Regions from separate parts of the Mus musculus genome. Here region 2 is linked to region 1. The links are chromatin contacts, found by Hi-C or POLR2A ChIA-PET in ENCODE. All regions are on one chromosome and are shown on one strand. Each heading gives the region's core, a stretch centred on a gene start or an enhancer-like site at or near the end of the contact. The rest is flanking DNA. Distances are from core to core; before and after follow the strand shown. Region 1 holds the start of Zfp512 (zinc finger protein 512). Region 2 holds the start of Gpn1 (GPN-loop GTPase 1).

Region 1 (2,863 bases), core at 105-2,604:
ACAGCTTGTTCAGAGCAGACATCCCGTAAGTGTTATCTAAGTGAATGAACTCACCCCGGAGGTCCAAGTTAATAAAATCTTTCTTTTGTGTTAGCCATGGCAAAACTTAGCACATTCATTACACAAAACAATAAATCAGGGCTGCAACCAAGTAGCTTAGAAATGTAAAGATTGCTTATAGCTGTTTTTATTTCCCTCCCCAGTCCATCAAATTAATTATGAGCACATATTTGATATGGGGGGCAGAGGCCACGCAGGAATACCACTAACTGAAACACACACTCCATTTTTATTAGACTGCATCTTTATTGCAAGCCAGGTTTTCTTTCCCCCACACTAGGATTTTATCTGCACTGTCCAATCCCGTAGCTACTACCTACAGATGGTTATTGAAGTTTTAGTCCATTAAAATGAAATAGAATTTGTAATTCGGTTCTTCAATTGTACTAGCCACATCTCAAGTGCCCCAAAGCCATACCTGTCTGGTGGCTATGATGCTCCACAGTGCAGACACAGAACATCTTTAGCAGCACTGTCTACACCATTACAAAAATGTCCTCAGAAAACCTCACTTACTTCTTAGCTCCCACGATCCTGGTGCTCCTCTGCTGCTTAAGGGATGTGGGTCCCGGGGTCTAGCAAATCACAAGCACAGGAGTGAGTGCTAGGGACCTTTGAAGCTCATCCGCAAAGAGATGAATCCCCCTTGTGCCTAGATGTGAAGCTGTCCCGAGCAACTACTTCAAATGGACTGAAGGAGACACTTTTTAGGAAACCTGTGCCATTCTATTTATTCACAATGTAAAGACGGGTTGACAATACCAGAGTTTTCATCTTTGTCCATTCTCAAAACCCTATCCTAGATAGAGGCTTGAAAAGAAAAGACGAGGAAAAAAAAAATATATATATGATATATACATATGTATCATATATATATTAAAAGAAACGGGAGGCACTGGGGATGCTGAAGGAATATAAATAATTACAATGTGTCGAGGAACTCAGTCCAAGGATACGAGGACTAAGCAATAAAAATAAAAATGGGAAGAAAAAAGGCGGTAAGTGGATCTGATATAAAAGGGTGGGGCCTAGGATTGGCTCCGGAAAAAAAAAAAAAAAACAACTCTGAGTACAAAACAAAAGCAAAGGACCGCGTGTTCTCAGCTCGACAGTTCTATTTCTAAAGTATAATGGTCACACCAAGAAACTCACGGCGGTGACTGCACCGAGTCTGGAAGACATCACTCCCCCTCCACGCCTAACAATTTCACCCAAGGGCTCCGGACAGACCAACGCCACTTCCGCTCTCCTCGCCTCTCCCGGATGTGGTCTCAGCGGCGACTAACCCTGTTCTGAACACCTACTTCCGCCTAGCTGCTTCCGAGGGGGCTGCGGCGGGAAAGGAGTCACGTGATAACTCTTCTTCGGCTTCCATTGAGACCCCGCCCCCATAGCAACAAGGGAGTAGGCAGGCCTTTGGGGCGTGAAGGTTGGAGCAAATGGGAGGAGTCTGAATATTTAAGGGGTCCTCCCGAACTAGCGTTTGCACACCTACTCCCACCCATCCCACAAGTGGTTTTACAGATGCAAACGAAATTCAAATCGCCCCTTTATTGATCTTAAATTAAAGACCCATTCTCTTCTCCTTCCCTCCCAGATATCTCTTTCTTTGCTCAGGTGAGGGACAGAACTCTCCTTATCCACTAACTTCTGGCCTCCAAACTTGTCTAGCTTTTGGATTTTTTTTTTTTTTTTTTTTTTTGGTGCGGTCCCTGAAAGACATGAACACTTTAGCCAAGTTACATCTGGATCTCTCCAGCGGATGAGTCTGGAACAATGCCTGTTCTTAGAAGAAGTGGGCTTGATCCAGAACTATGTCCTTTCCAACCAGAGGGAACGGAAAAGGATCTTTCAGAGAAATTACCATGGCTCCTTTCTGAATGACTGCCCAGTGACGTCCACGAGAGACTGAGATGGCTCGTTTTTGAGGGACTGAGGCATCTCAGAGAATAGAGAGTCTGCTGACTCCTCCCTGAAAGACTGTGTAGACTCTTCTTCACAGAAGGAATGTGCCCTCTTCTCTCTAGAAGTCTACAAGGGCTTCTCCCTGAGGGACTGTGAAGGTTCCTTCCTGAGGGACTACAAGGGCTCCACCTCAAGTGACTTCTAGGGCTCTTCCCTGAAGGACTTGGAAAGCTACTCCCTGAGGGATTTTGAGGACTTCTCCTTGAGGAACTGTGGCCTCTCCCCTTAAAGAGACTGTTATGTCTTCTATCAAAGAGCTATGATAAGTTCTTACAGAGGAACTAAGACTGTTTCTCTGGGAGGGACTTTAATGACTCTGATTTCATCAAGGAAGTAAACTCAGCCCCGGTACAAGAGACAGACACATGCTCAGTGACTTCCTGGAATATGTCGCTGAACTTTGAACTAGTTTTCTTGACTCCCAATCTACTACCAGAGTATTGCTGGATTATGGAAGATGTTGAGCAGAGTGTTGACATCGTTAAAGGCATTCTTTTCTCATTACTGTGACATAAAATATGTCTCTGAATATAGTTTTTAACCACTGAAGTCTGAGAAACAGTCCTTGAAACCCTTTCTAGCAGGCTTTGAGAAAATACCATTAGTTCAGCTGGAACCCCAAAAATTAAGAATAGATTGGTAGATGTCCATAGTGGAGCCTTCTGTTACAAATGACTGAAAACAAGGCTTCCTTTCCATAGTGGTTCCCATGACATTCCCCAGCATTAGCATACTGGAGAGGTATTTCCTAGGTAGTCGCTGCCTACAGACATGACTTTCCCAGACATTCTGTTGTATGCCCAGGAAAGAACCGATAGAGCTTCTTCGAGCCCCTAAT
Region 2 (2,894 bases), core at 155-2,654, 42 kb before region 1:
CAGACACTTTGATAACAAATCTACCCCCACGCCCACCTTTTCTTTTCCAAACGAGGTCTGGCTATGCAAGTCGGACTGACTCTGAACTCTAAATATTCTGCCTCAGGCTCCCTTGGATCACACCAATACTTAAATCTTTTTGATAGTCTCAATCAGAAAGCTCTCCTCAGAACAGTGCATATTCTTACACACACACCCCACACACACAACTTTGGAAATGGAAGGAACCTGCCTATAAAGTGAATTACAGCAAATCTTATAAACTCTGACAAAAGAAACCAAAGGATTCACGTGTCAGGTGACAGCCCGACCTAATGTCATGTCTCATTCTCAAACCAATTCAACGGTTTCACACACCGAGGGCATGAGAGAGAGGTGAGCGGGGATAGTGCATAAGAGGGATAAATCTGCATAAGCAAGAAGCCTGTTCCGGAACTCAGGCAAATCCACAGAAAAGAAAAGTACATAGTTAGCTAGCTTAGAAAGAAAAGACAAGAAAAGGAAATCAAGCAAGCAGGCAGGCAGGCACTCACCAATATTGGCGGGAAAGGGGACTTCATGCACAGCTGGGTCCAGGTTGATTACATACGGTGGACAGCCTTTGTTGTGCAGGTGTCCTGTGAGCCTCTGCAAAAACAAGGAGCCAGGGTTGGAGGGTGATGACCAAAGGATAGGAACGGGCCCCGAGAATTCCCATCCCTTTACTGACCATGCTTATAAAATCTGTAACAATCTCCTTCTTCCCTCAGCGTGTTCAACACTGAAGAGTTTAAAAAGCCATCTAGTTCCAGTACCTGTCTCCCTATTCTCCGTCACGGCTTCGCTAACTCTGCCCCTCCAAGGGTTTTCTTCCTCTGTCTCCTCCACTAAAACACTCACTCCGTGAAAGCAAGAACCCTGTCGATCTCATTGCCGCTGTACTCTCAGAGCTTAGAACGTGGTAGGTCGAACGAAGTGATTCTTTCACAACTCTTCACGCAAACCAGAGTAGTAGACGTTACACTCCCCTACTCTTTAGGCCCGGGCCTTCGGAAAGCTGCCAATTCGCAGCAAGACAAGTTCAGCTGTACCAAGTGTGCATTAAGGTTGCCCAGGAGCCGGCCTCAAGTGACCCAGGCTAGGGTTCGAGGCTTCGGGAAGGAAAGGAGTCAGAGGACAGCTCGAGAAAACCACGCGCCCGGACCCGCAGATTCCCCAGACAACTTCCTCCCTTCTTCCCGGGCCTGAGGCGCCACTACCGCTTCTGCACGGTGCACGTCACCTGTACAAAGGTAGTTTTCCCGGATCCCGCCATTCCCAACACCAACAGACACACGGGGGGCTGAGGAGCCCGGGAAGCCTGGGGTTCGGATGGAGCCACGGGCGCCGCCATCTTTCCTCAGCCACGCCCACCACTCAGGGATCGCCCGGCGGCCTGCGGGCTCTCTGAATTCCGGGCTGCGATTGGTAGGAAAATCCGTCCTCTTGCGTACAGGGCTACGATTGGTCGAACGATCCGGCCTCTCTGAGTTTAGGGTTGCGATTGGCCAGACTATCCAAACCGCTCGAACCTACTGCAGTGGGTGCCTGACCGGCTTTTGGCATCTGACTTGCAGGGGTCACTTTGATGCTATAGTGGCTTTGCACAAGTGAGGGGTAGTGTAGGGAACCAGGAAGGGTTGACAGGAGTGAGATAGGACCCGGAAAGGGTTAAGCTCGTGTCCCCAAGGGAGTAATGAGGTGGGATTCCCAAGCCAGGATCTGTCAGGATCCTATAACAAAGGTGTTGCTCTACCTTTTATTTTATTGTCTAAGAAGAAGAAGAAAAAAATTAAACGTCATTATGTTCTAGAAAATATTAGGTAAAAATTAGCGTAACACTTGAAAGATAGCATGAATACTGTACTTTAACAGAGGAAGATACATTTTCTGGCAATCATTGCCTAATGCAAAGGGGACTAAAGAACCTTACAGCGTTTGTGGCTGAAGTGTGGCTGAATAATTAATACCGGAAGATATGGGTAGAGGAAGGGAGACGAACCTCATGAGGGAAAGCCCTGTATGACAGAGACTGTGACCAATGTCTTATTTGCTCATCTGTATGGCTATTTGTCCAAGGGAAGAAGAAAAGATGGTGAACCAAAGGCTCAAGGGAACCAGAAAACTCCTAAAAAGTCCCCTTTAAGAGTGAGGTAAAGGGCTAGGAGTCAAGGGTGGCCCTGGGTTTTGTTGACATTCTTGGAAAGTGGATAAAACTCTTTTTTTTTTTTTTAAGATTTATTTATTTATTATATGTAAGTACACTGTAGCTGTCTTCCGACACTCCAGAAGAGGGAGTCAGATCTCATTATGGGTGGTTGTGAGCCACCATGTGGTTGCTGGGATTTGAACTCCGGACTTTCGGAAGAGTAGTCGGGTGCTTTTACCCGCTGAGCCATCTCACCAGCCCCCGTGGATAAAACTCTTAAAGAACAAAAAGTTTGTATATATCTATACATAGATATCTCATTTTATTATGACATGTGCAGGCTGTGGAGAGGGCTCAGTTAGTAAGGTGCTTGCTGCACAAACTTAAGGGCCAGAATTCAGACCCCTGCCCTCACATAAAAGCCCAGGCATTGTGGATTGTGCCTATAATCCCAGTGCTAGGGAGCTAGAGATGGGAGAATCCCTGGAGCTCAGTGGCCAGCTAGCTTAGCCAAATTAATGAGCTCCAGGATCAGTGAGCAACGTACCATACCAAATGGATAGTGATTCTCCTTTCCTGACTCAGGCCCTCTCTGGGCACCACTGTCTGGCTTGTGTTACTTTCTGGCAGGGATTCAGGTAACATTATTTTTCTGGCAGTACCCATACAGTTCAGTTAGTTCACTCCCCACCATGTGAGTCTCAGAGATGGAATTCAGGTTGGAAAG

The links. Hi-C counts contacts between places; a loop is a spot of excess contacts on that map. ChIA-PET counts read pairs that join two places held with the same protein, here RNA polymerase II (POLR2A).
Region 2: a loop to region 1 is called in a map of heart, with 4 times the contacts of the local background. The contact joins the promoter of Gpn1 here to the promoter of Zfp512 in region 1. A Hi-C loop is called at or near these places in 1 of 37 maps with a recorded cell type or tissue (heart). POLR2A ChIA-PET finds 5 or more read pairs at or near these places in 3 of 5 experiments (all embryonic stem cell).

What each region holds. Positions count from the first base shown.
Region 1 is chr5:31,450,927-31,453,789 of GRCm38, reverse strand. Zfp512 (zinc finger protein 512) reads right to left here and starts at 1,354. Exons shown (of 14, transcript NM_172993.3): 1 at 1,213-1,354; 2 at 577-635. The coding sequence starts at 1,242.
Region 2 is chr5:31,493,251-31,496,144 of GRCm38, reverse strand. Gpn1 (GPN-loop GTPase 1) reads right to left here and starts at 1,404. Exons shown (of 14, transcript NM_133756.5): 1 at 1,262-1,404; 2 at 534-627. The coding sequence starts at 1,372.